Linked DNA regions of Homo sapiens: all the other regions are linked to region 1. A link is an interaction called in ENCODE POLR2A ChIA-PET data of the cell type or tissue named here. Cell type or tissue: B cell. All regions are shown on one strand. Links, peaks and the distances in the headings refer to the core of each region. The heading gives the core; the rest is flanking DNA.

The links. Peaks named below come from ENCODE experiments on the same cell type or tissue, not always from the same donor. Only the 100,000 strongest peaks of a DNase experiment are listed, where the experiment ranks them.
Region 2: POLR2A ChIA-PET joins it to region 1 with 9 read pairs; 6 of 35 experiments call an interaction of 5 or more read pairs at or near these places.
Region 3: POLR2A ChIA-PET joins it to region 1 with 12 read pairs; 1 of 35 experiments calls an interaction of 5 or more read pairs at or near these places.

What each region holds. Positions count from the first base shown.
Region 1 is chr12:131,921,504-131,926,013 of GRCh38, reverse strand. ULK1 (unc-51 like autophagy activating kinase 1) reads right to left here. Exons shown (of 28, transcript NM_003565.4): 28 at 2,864-4,510. PUS1-AS1 (PUS1 antisense RNA 1) reads left to right here. Exons shown (of 2, transcript XR_001749414.2): 2 at 1,248-1,502. Among named protein-coding and RNA genes, the nearest start is that of PUS1-AS1, 4.6 kb to the left of the region's middle. RefSeq lists enhancers at 383-1,259, 1,361-1,680, 1,841-1,900, 2,311-2,390. In B cell, for the core only: no CTCF peak of the experiment used is centred there; DNase peaks (open chromatin) are centred at 1,363, 2,463 and 3,413; H3K4me3 peaks cover 1,034 bases; H3K27ac peaks cover 1,724 bases.
Region 2 is chr12:131,816,908-131,821,417 of GRCh38, reverse strand. LOC105370088 (a long non-coding RNA gene) reads left to right here and starts at 1,816. Exons shown (of 3, transcript XR_007063536.1): 1 at 1,816-2,166; 2 at 2,327-2,638; 3 at 3,594-4,160. In B cell, for the core only: no CTCF peak of the experiment used is centred there; a DNase peak (open chromatin) is centred at 2,020; H3K27ac peaks cover 1,169 bases.
Region 3 is chr12:132,698,309-132,702,818 of GRCh38, reverse strand. PXMP2 (peroxisomal membrane protein 2) reads right to left here. Exons shown (of 5, transcript NM_018663.3): 4 at 1,450-1,569. Among named protein-coding and RNA genes, the nearest start is that of PGAM5, 10 kb to the left of the region's middle. In B cell, for the core only: no CTCF peak of the experiment used is centred there; a DNase peak (open chromatin) is centred at 2,457.

The sequences.
Region 1 (4,510 bases), core at 1,323-3,822:
CTCAGGGTTAAATGGATTAAGGGCGGTGCAAGATGTGCTTTGTTAAACAGATGCTTGAAGGCAGCATGCTCGTTAAGAGTCATCACCACTCCCTAATCTCAAGTACCCAGGGACACAAACACTGCAGAAGGCCGCAGGGTCCTCTGCCTAGGAAAACCAGAGACCTTTGTTCACTTGTTTATCCGCTGACCTTCCCTCCACTATTGTCCTGTGACCCTGCCAAATCCCCCTCTGTGAGAAACACCCAAGAATGATCAATAAAAAATAATAATAAATAAATAAATAAATAAAAATACAAAAATTAGCCAGGCTGGGTGCAGTGGCTCACGCCTGTAATCCCAGCTACTCAGGAGACTGGGGCACAAAAGTCGCTTGAACCTTGGGAGGTGGAGGTTGCAGTGAGCCGAGTTCCCGCCACTGCACTCCAGCCCGGACAACATAGCGAGACTGTCTCAAAAAAAAAAAAAAAAAAAAAAAAAAAGGCCAGGCGTAGTGGCTCACGCCTGTAATCCCAGCACTTTGGGAGGCCGAGGCCTGCGGATCACGAGGTCAGGAGATCAAGACCATCCTGGCTAACATGGTGAAACCCCGTCTCTACTAAAAATACAAAAAAAAAATTAGCAGGATGTGGTGGCAGGCCCCTGTAGTCCCAGCTACTCGGGAGGCTGAGGCAGGAGACTGGCGTGAACCCGGGAGGCGGAGCTTGCAGTGAGCGGAGATCGCGCCACTGCACTCCAGCCTGGGCGACAGAGCGAGACTCCGTCTCAAAAAAAAAAAGGAAATGAGCTCCCAAGCCCTGGGCATAGTGTATGATTCCAACTACGGGACATTCTGAAACAAGAAAAACTACGAGGACAGGAAGACCGGGGCCAGCAGAGCTAGGCTGGGAGAGGGCAACAGGTGGAGCCCAGAGGACCTTAGGGTGATGTGTGGCGTGACACTTCTGCAAAGCCCAGTGTACATCGAGTGACCCCATGATGTGAACTATGGACTTCGGGTACTATGACAGAACCTGTAGTATTAGAAGTGTCCATGATTTTTAAAAATCTAAAATATGAATATTGGGTTCAAAAGCAGAGACAAAGGCACTGCACGAATGTGACGTGTTACTGACAGGGGAGAGGGCAGATCTCTCTGTACGTCCTACTCAATTTTCCTACAGATATAAAACTGCTCTAAAAAATGATATTAACACCAACAAAATTCCATGTTTGTAGTGACCGTCTGGGCATTTCTTTACGTTTCAGAAGTACCAGGAGGATCACGGCGCCCACAGCCTGGCAGCTGCTCCACCACACCTTCTCACTCGGTGCCGAGTGCAGCTGTTCCTGTCTGAGGAGGCTCAGTTTGGAAGCAGCCCCTCTTGGGACTCAGAAATCAAGGTCTCCGCCTTCCCCTTCCTCGAGAACACCAACCTCTCAATGAACTTTCACTTCTTACTGCGGTTAGCAGTTTTTAGCAAGTTATTTTTATCTAATAAAAACAATATATAGTTTTAAAAATGCGAACTCTACAGGAGTTCGAGACCAGCCTGGCCAACATGTGAAACCCCGTCTCTACTAAAAATACAAAAAACTAGCTGGGCGCATGCCCGTAGTCCCAGCTATTCGGGAGGCTGAGGCAGAAGAATTGCTTGAACCTGGGAGGCGGACGTTGCGGTGAGCCCAGATTGCAGCACTGCACTCCAGTCTGGGCTACAGAGTGAGATTTCAACTAAAAAAAAAAAAAAAAAAAAAAGTTGGGGCGTGGTGGCTCACGCCTGTAATCCCAGCACTTTGGGAGGATGAGGCAGGCAGGTGGATCACGGGGTCATATTGAGACCATCCTGGACAACATGGTGAAACTCCGTCTCTACTAAAAATACAAAAACTAGTTGGGCGTGGTGGCACTTGGCCTATAATCCCAGCTACTCGGGAGCCTGGAGAATCGCTTGAACCCGGGAGGCAGAGATTGCAGTGAGCCAAGATTGCACCACTACACTCCAGCCTGGGTGACAGAGGGAGACTGTCTCCAAAAAAAAAAAAAAAAAAAAACAGCCAGGTGCGCTGGCTCATGCCTGTAATCCCAGCACTTTGGAAGGTCAAGGCAGGCAGACCACAACATCAGATTGAAACTATCCTGGCTAATACGGTGAAACCCCGTCTCTACTAAAAACAAAACAAAACAAAAACAAAAATTAGCCGGGCTTGGTGGCTGTAGTCCCAGCTACTTGGGAGGCTGAGGCAGGAGAATCTCTTGAACCTGGGAGGCAGAGGTTTCAGTGAGCCGAGATCGCGCCACTGCACTCCGGCCTGAGCAACAGAGTTACTCATTTCAAATTAAAAAATAAATAAATAAATAAAAAGGGGGAGGCAAAGGATTTAGATGTTCCTCCAAAGACACACAAATGGCCGCCAAGTACCTGTGATGCTCCACGTCATGACCCCTCGGGGAAATGCAAATCAAAACCACACGGCAAGGCCTTGGAGGCCCAGCTGCTCAGAGGCTGCAGTGAACGAACCGTGTTGCTTCTTGGAAGTTAACACACAGCTCCACGTGGCCCCGAAAGCCCCTCCTAGGTGTATCCCCCAAAGGAGTCAAAGCAGGTGCCCAAAGCTATACCAAGGCAGATGCCCTGCCCTCTGGACTCTCTTCACCCTGTGCAGGACCCCCAGCCTGGCGGGAGAGGCTTCCTGTGGCGCAGGGGTTTGCATTGTCCCTCAACACATCCAGCTTCTGCCCTGGGGCTCTGCTCCCAGGGCTGTGTCGACCATTGTGGGCACCTGTGGAGGGGCCCTGGGCTCCTGCGCCTCGGCTGAGAAAGAAAATGACAGAACCCTGAAAACAGTGACAAGCCAACGAAGACAAGTGGTGACACCAGCCCAACAATTCCAAAGGTTTATTTCCTTACGTTGGTATTATACAATATAACGCAAAGGGCAGGAAATCACACAAAATTCGCTTTAAAATAGACAAAGGGTCCAGCACTATCAAGAGAACATTCAACCAGGGGCAGCAGTTGAGGCGCCCAGGACCTGCTTGGACACACGCACATGCGGCCGCGACGGAAGCAAGAGGACCAGGACACCGGGCAAGATCCCCGCAGTGCCAGCTTCCCAGGACTCAGGATTCCAGTCGGCCATGAAGCAATAAATACAAACATGCCCCACAAGGTGAGAATAAAGCCATCAAGGTGATGAGGAAGAAGTCACGGGGATTTTCTTCTTCTAAGTCCAAGCACAGTGGCAATATTTCAAGTATTGCAAAGAAAAACACACGTGTGTGTATTTTTGTCTGTTATGTGGCGTGTGACCCTGGAACCCCCCGCATGGGTCCATGGCCCCACCACTGCCTCCCGCAGACTGGGGACTCGTTCAAGTATCTACTGATTCAGGCAGGGCTAATCGAGGGCTGGGCAGACCAAGGGAGGCCCAGGCGGGGTTTGCAGGGCATGCCCGCCTGGAATCCGGAAGGCAGGCCTCTCTGCAGATGCCCTCCGTGGCCTTGGGCAAGGCAGAGGCAGGGAGGGACAGGGCTGTCATCAGGCCTACCCTGCCGAGGAGCTGACATCAAAACTGACTGTCAAAGCTGGACGGGGAGCTTTTGCACATGTTACTTTTTTCTTTGCATGAAGTATTCCCCTCATCTGCTTCCAGGCCCAGGTAGGGAGGGTGCTGGGCACACACCTGTCCTGCTGCTGCCACAGGGAGGGGCGGCAGGGGACAGCCACCAACACAGGTGTGCAAAGCAGCCTCACCCGCCCGCCACACGCCCCTGTGCCATCTGCCTCTAACCTGGCCCAGTCCTCGCCCTCCCAAAACCAATTCTTAAACACCTACAAGTTTTCTCCTTTAAAGAAAAAATGAGCTGCATAAAAATAAGACACGTTTTAGGAATAAAGTGTGAAAGATTACAAGACGTATCCAGGGCTGAGAGAACACGGTGCCTCTGCTGCCGGTCCCCAGAGGAACGCTTGAACAAAGAACTGCCTCTGCCTCTAGCGCAGGGCCCCACTCCCCCCGGAGCCAGTTCTCCCGCTGAGGTCCAGACCTGGGCAGCAACGTGGTCCGGTGCTCGGGCTTGGGGGGCCCTGGCATGTGTCTGCATATGTGTATGTACAAACACCAGGCCACTGCCAGGAATCGCTGCCCAGCAGTCCCTGGTGAGGTCCAGGTTCTGTCTCTATATGCATAAAGTGCTTGGGTGATTGACAAAGCTGGGTGGGTATCTCGGAGGGAGAGGCTCCTGGAGACTGGGGGACGCCGAGGCCGCAGGCTCTTCCTGGGCACAGTGCCTGCTGACCTTCCCTAAGCAGGAGCTCGCTTTGGCTTTGAGTCGGCAGTGGTCTCAGGCCCTTGCCTGTCCTCCGGGGCTGCCCTGGGGCTAGAGGGTGGTGGCACCCACGCCTGCTGAGCCAGGCAGCTGGAGGGGCAGAAATTCTGTGATCCCCACCTGTAAAAGATGGGAGACACCCCCCAAGCTGTGTGGCTCCAGATGTGCTGGTTCTGCCCCGTGAGCTGCAGGGAGGCCG
Region 2 (4,510 bases), core at 965-3,464, 100 kb after region 1:
GTTTTTATCAGGCATACAAGGCTGCGAACCCTCCCTTCATAATCTTCCCTGGCTGTATTTGTCAGGTGATTTTTTTTTACACTAATAACTCTATTTTGATTCTGAAAACTTTCCTATTTCCCCTTTTTAAAAATATTTTTTAATTTTTTTTTTGAGATGGTGTCTCGCTCTGTCGCCCAGGCTGGAGTGCAGTGGCATGATCTCCGCTCACTGCAACCTCCGCCTCCCGGGTTCAAGCGATTCTCCTACCACAGCCTCCTGAGTAGCTGGGATTACAGGTGTGTGCCATCACGCCCAGCTAATTTTTGTATTTTTAGTAGAAATGGGGTTTCACCATATTGTTCAGGCTGGTCTCAAACTCCTGACCTTGTGATCTGCTCACCTCAGCCTCCCAAAGTGCTGGGATTACAGGCGTGATCCACCATGCCCGGCCTCTTAAATTTTTAAAAAATAAATAAAGATGGAGTCTCCCTGTGTTTCCCAGGCTGGTCTTAAACTCCTGGGCTCAAGGGAGCCTGCTGCCTTGGCCTCCCAAAATGTTGGGATTACAGGTGTGAGTCACTGCACCCAGGCAATTGTTTTTTTTTGAGACAGGGGACTCCGTTGTCCAGGCTGGAGTGCAGTGGCGTAATCATAGCTCACTGCGGCCTCCACCTCTCAGGCTCAAGCAATCCTCCCACCACCATCTCACAAGTAGCTAGGACCACAGGTGTGCACCCCCAGACCCAGCTAATTTTTAAGGTTTTTTTGGCAGAGGCAGGGGTCTCACTATGTTGCTCAGGCTGGTCGTGAACTCCTGACCTCAAAAGATCCTCTTGCCTCAGCCTTCCAACGCACTGGGATTACAGGTGTGAGACACTGTGCTTGGCTATATTTCCCCCTTTGATCAAGATCTTTCTCAGGCAGCCAGATGTGGTGGCTCACGCCTGTAATCTCAGCACTTTGGGAGGCCAAGGCGAGTGGATCTCGAGGTCAGGAGTTTGAGACCAGCCTGGCCAACATGGTGAAACCTCATCTCTACTAAAACTACAAAAATTGGCCAGGCATAGTGGTGCGCGCCTGTGGTCCCAGCTACTCGGGAGGCTGAGGCAGGAGAATCGCTTGAATCTGGGAGGTAGAGGCTGCAGTGAGTTGAGATTGCGCCACTGCACTCCAGCCTGGGTGACAGAGCGAGACTCTGTCTCAAAAAAAAAAAAAAAAAAAAAAGCCAGGCAAGATGGCTCATGCCTATAATCACAGCACTTTGGGAGGCTGAGGCAAGCAGATCACCTGAGGTCAGGAGTTCGAGACCAGCCTGGCCAAAATGGTGAAACTCTGTCTCTACCGAAAATACAAAAATTAGCTGAGCATGGTGGTGCGCGCCTGCAGTCCCACCTACTTGGGAGTCTGAGGCAGGAGAATCGCTTGAACCCGGGAGGCGGAGCAGAGGTTGCTGTGAGCCGAGATCGCGTCACTGCATTCCAGCCTGGGCAACAAAGTGAGACTCCATTTAAAAAAAAAAAAAATCTTTCTCAGGCATCACTGATCAGTCTTCCTGTACTTAGCTTTTTTGTTTTTTGTTGTTTTTTTGAGACGGAGTCTCACTCTGTCACCTAGGCTGGAGTGCCGTGGCACAATCTCGGCTCACTGCAACCTCCGATCCGCCTCCTGGGTTCAAGCGATTCTCCTGCCTCGGCCTTCTGAGTAGCTGGGATTACAGACGCCCGCCATCACACCCGGCTAAGTTTCGTATTTTCAGTAGAGATGGGGTTTCACCGTGTTGGTCAGGCTGGTCTCAAACTCCCGACCTCAGGTGATCTGCCCGCCTCAGCCTCCCAAAGTGCTGGGATTACAGGCGTGAGCCACTGCACCCGGCCCTGAACTTAGGTTTTGATGTCCCAGGGATGTCCTGGTTGCTGGTCTTTCCCCACACCGGGTGGGGTTACGGTGGGTGGTGACTAGGAGTCAATGTCAAAACCCTTTTAGCCACAGTTGAGCAATAGGGGAGGTTTGGAGGGTGTGGTGCCTGGGCTGAGGCCCCCTGGGGCCCGTTACTGAGTTCAGTTTTGTCTGCTTTGGAGTCTCTTGCTGTCATCTCGACGCGCTGGGCCAGCATGATCCTGCGAGGAGTTGTACTTCAAAATTTAACAAGGAACAAACGCAAAGCTTCAAAAGGGGAAATACAAGGTAAAATTAATAGTAATGTGGCAATCCCAGTTTGCACAGTGGCTTTGTCACGAACCCAGCCGTAAAGGCAACCAAGGGAATAAATCAGATAACCTCACGGTGGGTGAGACCGGCTGCGACCCTGTGGCCTGTTTTCTTATTTTGTGCATGTGGGTCTCAGCTTTCCCAGAGGAGTTTCTCCAGGTGCAGCGTGTGGTGGCAGCAACAGCACAGGCATTTCCTTACTTAACCAGAAGAGACTAAGGGATCTCCTGGGTCAGGTTCTGTGGAGTTCCAGCAGAAGCCGCGGATCGTGGAAGTTCAGCGACACCACCGTCCTGCCCCGTGGGAGAGGTGGGCATTGAGATGGGTAAGAGCGTCATCATGACAGGAGTCCTGTTCGCCGGCGTCTAGGGAAAGCCGTCTACAGCATGAAACGTCCTATTCGCGACCTGGTTTGCAGTTCGAATGTCTCTGACTATGGCATTGGGAGGTACAGTGAACTTTTGTGTGGCCCACACATCAGACGCAAGGCTTCTTTTGGAGAATTCATCTAGTTTTAGCTGATAGGACTTCAGGAACAGAGAAGTTTCCATTTTTAGTAATTCTATGGAAGAAAGTTAGATTCGATGAATCCAGAAGAATGTAGGTGTTATGCGCGTCTGTATAAGAGGCCACCTAAACAGGCTTAGTGTGAGCAACAAGGCTGTTTATTCACTTGGGTGCAAGGGGGCTGAGTCTGAGAAAGGAGTCAGAGGAGGGTGGTGGGCCTATCATTGGTTCTTATAGGTTTGGGATAGGATAGGCGGTGGAGTTAGCAGCAATTTTTTCGGGCAGGGGATGGACGTTACAAAGTACATTCATAAGGGTGGGGAGGGTGTATTGTCACAGGGGCGGGGAGGAATGTTACAAAGTACATTCACAAGGACGGGGAATATCACAAAGTACATTATCACAAGGGTGGGGGAGGACAGGAATTTTTTTTTTTTTTTGACGGAGTCTCTCTCTGTCGCCCAGGCTGGAGTGCAGTGGCGCCATCTCGGCTCACTGCAACCTCCGCCTCCTGGATTCACGCCATTCTCCTGCCTCAGCCTCCTGAGTAGCTGGATTACAGGCGCCCAGCACCACGCCTGGCTAATTTTTTTTTTCTGTATTTTTTTAGTAGAGACAGGGTTTCACCATATTGGCCAGGCTGGTTTCGAACTTATGACCTCACGTGATCCGCCTGCCTTGGCCTCCCAAAGTGCTGGGATTACAGGCGTGAGCCACCACGCCCAGCCAAAAAATATCCTGTCTTACATGTTGTTAGATTCCTTTGGGGGTTCAGTGCTATTTCCACCTAATACAGGTCTGTAGCAATGTCAATGTTCAACCCCATCCTGGGTGGCATGGGATCACTCTTCATGGTTCACACCTTGTAAAAACCATCAGTCGTCATCTTTTTGTAGGTTTGACAAACGCTCTTTCGAATCCAGAAAAGTCAAGTAGAGAAGGAAAGTAAGGGGCCACTTACTGTGCCTCGAATCACAAGACCGCGGTGGACCAGCCTGGTTAAGACCTGTGGATGTCTTCAGCAAGAAACTTGGAGAGGCCCCTAAAGATATCGCCAGAGAGAAAACAAAGAAAGCTTCAGTCGCTCCTTCCTAAGCTGTCACGACTACTCTTTTAAATGGCCCCATGCTTGGATTTCTGTCACCACGACTGGGGGAGCCTGGGCGAGTGTGCTTTCCCTCACTGCACCTCCCATGGGAGCCCAGGCTGCTGCGCCGTCCTCAGACTGTTGGGATGATGAGCGGACGGTGAACTCCCACCACCTGCGCCTGTGAAGGGAGCTCCGGTTGAGGGGCTTTGCTGGCTTCGGGTCGGGGGCTGCCGTAGTTCTGTGTTGGGGAGATGGTGTGGACTGCGGCAGAGCCAAGCCTGAGCCCCACGCCAGGATGAGTGGAGTGCCCGGAAAGCATTCTGATTTCCGGCCTGGCGTGTCTTCCTTCCATTACACTGAAAGTTTTACCCAACAGCTCGTTTAAGTTTTTTTTCTTTTTGAGGTGGGGTCTCGCTCTGTCGCCCAGGTGATCCTCCTACCTCAGCCTCCCAAGGAGCTGGGACTACAGACACACACCACCACATCCTGCTCTTTTTTTTTTTTTTTTAATTTTATAGAGATGGAGTTTTGCCATGTTGTCCAGGCTGGTCTCAAACTCCTGAGTTCAAGCTATCCACCTACCTCAGCCTCACAAAATGCTAGGATTACTGGTGTGAGCCATCATGCCTGGCCAAGTTTTGTTTTGTTTTGTTTCTTTAAATTTTAAATTTAATTTGATTTTTAGAGTTGGGATCTTGCTCTGTGGCCCAGGCTGGTCTCGAA
Region 3 (4,510 bases), core at 965-3,464, 780 kb before region 1:
CGGTGCTAATGCAGGAAGGCCCTCTGCAGCTGAGGTCCAGCCACTGCAGGCCTGTTCAGGTCCTCCCTAGCAGCAGCCTGGGCTGGGACGGCACCCACCTTTCCCAGAAGGGCCACCTGCCCTGTGCCTGGACTGTTTGCACCAACAATGCAGGCTCCACACAGCTGCTGTCTTTCTAGGGGTCTGGAGCTTTGGGGCAGCAGGCAGAGATGCCCGCCCAGAGTACCAGTAAAAAACCCTGATGGGCGGCATACCTTCTGGGGGAGGGAAGCACGTGGCCCCTGCAGGCTCTGCCAGGCCTCCTCCTGTAGCATCTGGGGGTATCCTGCCATGCTGCAGGGGGTGCTGCACCCCATCCTCCCAGTGTGGGAGTGGTCCTGGGGACCCTGGCTGTGCATAAAGACAGTTGATCCCAGTGGCAGAGCCTGGAGCTCCAGCCTCCACACCACCAGCCCAGCCCCAATCTGACACCTTTGACTCAGCCCCCACAGCAGCTCCTTCATGCACAGGATAGCGGAAAGGCTCAGCTTACCCAGAAGGCCTTCACTCTGCACCTGGATGGGCCCACCCCTTGCCCAGGTGTGGCTGCCATGGCTGCAGGTGAGGCAGCTCTTCCAGGCCAGCGGCAGGACCCATGGCCGCACAGTGCCTGCCTTCAGGCTCAGCTGTAATTCATGAGCCCAGGGACCACGAATGCTTTGTTTCTTTTTAACATTTTATTTATTTTTTGAGACAGGGTCTTACTCTGTTGCCCAGGCTAGAGTGCAGTGGCACAATCTCAGCTCACTCCAACCTCCGTCTCCCGGATTCAAGTGATTCTTGTGCCTCAGCCACCTGAGTAGCTGGGACTACAGGCACCTGCCACCATGCCTGGCTAATTTTTGTATTTTTAGTAGAGATGGGGTTTCGCTATGTTGGCCAGGCTGGTCTCGAACTCCTGGCTTCAAGTGATTTGCCCACCTCAGCCTTCCATAGTGATGGGATTACAGGTGTGAGCTACTGTGACGGCCTTCTTTTTCTAAGTATAACTAGAGTTTATTTGGGCCAAGTTTGAGGACTGCAACCCAGGAGCATAGATTCAAGTTGCCTGCATGTACATTCCTGGGACTGGGAATGTTTCAAAGGCTAGAAAACTCATAGGCATCCCTGGCATGGGGGCTTTTAATGAGAATTTGCTGAACGAACAGAAGAGGCAAAGACGACCACTCGGGACACCCTTCTCTGTTGCTTCCTGAATCCCGAACTAGCAATGATTCAGGGTCATGGGCAAAATCCAAGGGTAGTTGAGGAGTCTAGACACGGATGAAACTAAGTCTAGCGGAAAACTACCAAAGAAAGAAGAGAAGAGAAAAGAAGAGGGGAGGGAGGGGGGGAGGAAAGAGGAAGGAAGGAAGGAAGGAAAAGGCTGACAAAGTAATGTTAGCAGAGGCTGAGCCCCGTGGCCCTCACCTTCAGAGGGACGTAGTTGATGTTGATGAACTGTAGTGGCGTCCACACCCGCCAGTTCATCCTCAGCGCCGGCCAGAAGCCCCCCCTCATCTTGGCGGCGAAGGCTGAGGCGTCTTTCCCCTGCAAAGGAGGGAAGGCGGGTGGTGAACAGTCTCACTGCCCATCAGAACTGAATTCCGGGCACCCAGACCCTATCGTGATGGTTTTTAAACTGCTATTGGATTTTGTTCTGTGTGTACGCAGACAGCACACATGTGTACTCAGCACTGCGGCTCTAAGGAGCCAACCAGCAAGATGGAAAATGATCAGTGAGATGCCAGACAGCAGCCTGCTCATGCTGGCAGTGATGTCTGTCCTGGCCCAAAACTCCTTGCGGACAACTGGAGGAGGTGACTCCCAAGGCTGGCCCTGGGCACCAGAACTGCTACTCAGAGCTACGCTGTCAATTCCTCCCAAATAACCTCCAAAGTCGATGTCTTTCCAATCAAAACTTGTTAGGAGTTATGAAAAAAAAAAAAAAAGGACTCCAGTAAGTTCATTCTAAATGTCAGCTGGTGGATTCAAGACCTGAACCCAAGACCTGACACCATAAAGATCCTAGGAGCAATTCCTCTGGACGTCCGCCAAGACAAAGAATTTGTGACTAAGTGCTCAAAAGCAAATACAGCAAAACCAAAAACAGACAAACAGGACTTCATTAAACAAAAAAGCTTCTGCACAGCAAAAGAAACAATCAACAGACAGTCTACAGCCTGGGAAAAAATATATGCATATTATGCATCCTACAAAGGACTGTTATCCAGAATCTGTGAGGAACTTACACAACTCAACAAGAAAGAAATGAATAACCTCATTAAAAAAGTGGGCAACGGATACAAACATTTTTCAAAAGAAGAAAAACAAGTGGCCAAGAAACATATGAAAAAATGTTCAACATCACTAATCATCAGAGAAATGCAAATTAAAACCACAAGGAGATACCACCTCACGCGAGTCAGAATGGCTATTATTAAAAAGTCAAGTGGCCAGGCGCGGTGGCTCATGACCGTAATTTAAGCACTTTGGGAGGCTGAGGTGGGCGGATCACGAGGTCAGCAGTTTGAGACCAGCCTGACCAACATGGGAAAACCCTGTCTCTACCAAAAAAAAAAAATACAAAAATTAGTTGGGCATGGTGGCGTGTGCCTGTAATCCCAGCTACTCAGGAGGCTGAGGCAGGAGAATCACTTGAACCCGGGAGGCGGAGGTTGCGGTGAGCCGAGATCGTGCCACTGCACTCCAGCCTGGCTGACACAGTGAAACTCTGCCTCAAAAAAAAAAAAAAAAAGGTCAAAAAACAATAGATGCTGGCAAGAATGTGGAGAAAAGTGAACACTTACACACTGCTGGTGGGAATGCAAATTAGTACAGCCCTTCTGGAAAACAGTATGGAAATTTCTCAAAGACCTGAAAATAGAACCACCATTCGATCCAGCAATCCCACTACTGGGCCTCTACCCAAAGGAAAAGGAATCATATCAAACAATCCCTGCCCTCGTGTGTTTATCACAGCGCTATCCACAACAGCAAACACGTGGAATCAACCTAAACGTCCCCCAACAGAGGACTGGATAAAGAAAAAGTGCCATAAATACACCACGGAACACTACTCTGCTATAAAAAAAAGAATGAACTCGGCCGCGCACGGTGGCTCACGCCTGTAATCTCAGCACTTTGGGAGGCTGAGGCAGGAAAATCGTTGAACCTGGGGGGCGGAGGTTGCAGTGAGATGAGATTGCGCCACTACACTCCAGCCTGGATGAAAGAGCGAGACTCTGTGTCAAAAAAAAAAAAAAAAAAAAAAGCATGTCTTTTGCAGTGACGTCGATTGAACCGGGGGCCATTATCCCAAGTGAAACAACTCACCAATGGAAAGTCAAACACTGCATGTTCTCACTTTTTTTTTCCAAGACAGGGTCTCGCCATCTCACTCTGTTGCCCATGCTGGCTGGAGTGCAGTGGCGTGATGTCGGCTCACTTGGCCTCAACCTCCTGACATCAAGCCTCCGTCTCAGCCTCCTGAGTAGCTGGGACTACAGCCATGTGCCACCACAACCCTTTGATTTTTAATTTTTTTGTAGAGAAGGGGTCTCACTCTGTTGCCCAGGCTGGTCTCGACATCCTGGGTTCAAGTGACCTTCCTGCCTCAGCCGATGTTCTCACTCATAAGTGGTGGCTAAACAGTGGGTATACATGGACCAACAGAGGGAAATAACAGACACCAGAGACTTGAAAAGGTGGCGGGGAGAAGAGGGTTGAAAATCACCACTGACTACTTGGGTGATGGGAAGTAAAAGCTCAGACTTCACCACAGCACAGTCACATAAGAAATCTGCACTCGTACCCTCTAAATATATACAAACTAAAAAAAATTTTTAAAGAAATGCTTAAATATTTTCTTGTTTAAAGTAAGGGGGAGAAGCTGGGTACAGTGGCTCATGCCTGTAATGCCAAGGTGGGCATATCACTTGAGGCCAGGAGTTCAAGACCAGCCTGGCCAACACAGAGGAACCCCATTGCTACTAAAAATACAAAAATTAGCCAGGCGTGGTGGTGGGCGCCTGTTGTCCCAGCTACTCTGGAGGCTGAGACATGAAAATCACTTGAACCCGAGAGGCGGAGGTTGCAGTGAGCCGATATTGTGCCACCACACTCCAGCCTGGGCGAGAGTGAGACTCCATCTCAAAAAAAAGAAAATAATCCAGCAAAAGAACAAAGAGTGCAGATAATTGCCTGTACAGATGGAAATGAGAATATTTCAAAATACTGGGGATTGCCCAATAAATGGTAATGAGAAAATTTGCTATGTAAGTGGAAAAATCAACACAGAAGTCTATCTCCTACTGTACACAAGTAAAACCATAAGAATACCGGAGGAAAGCAGAGGAGAATATTTCTATTATCTTCCTGTAAGGAAAGGCATGAAGGAGAATAATGTCATGTTTGAATACATGAACCTTTATAACTTCTGTATGGAGAAGTGAATGGTTAAAACAAATTTACTTTCAGGACAGAAGGTGAC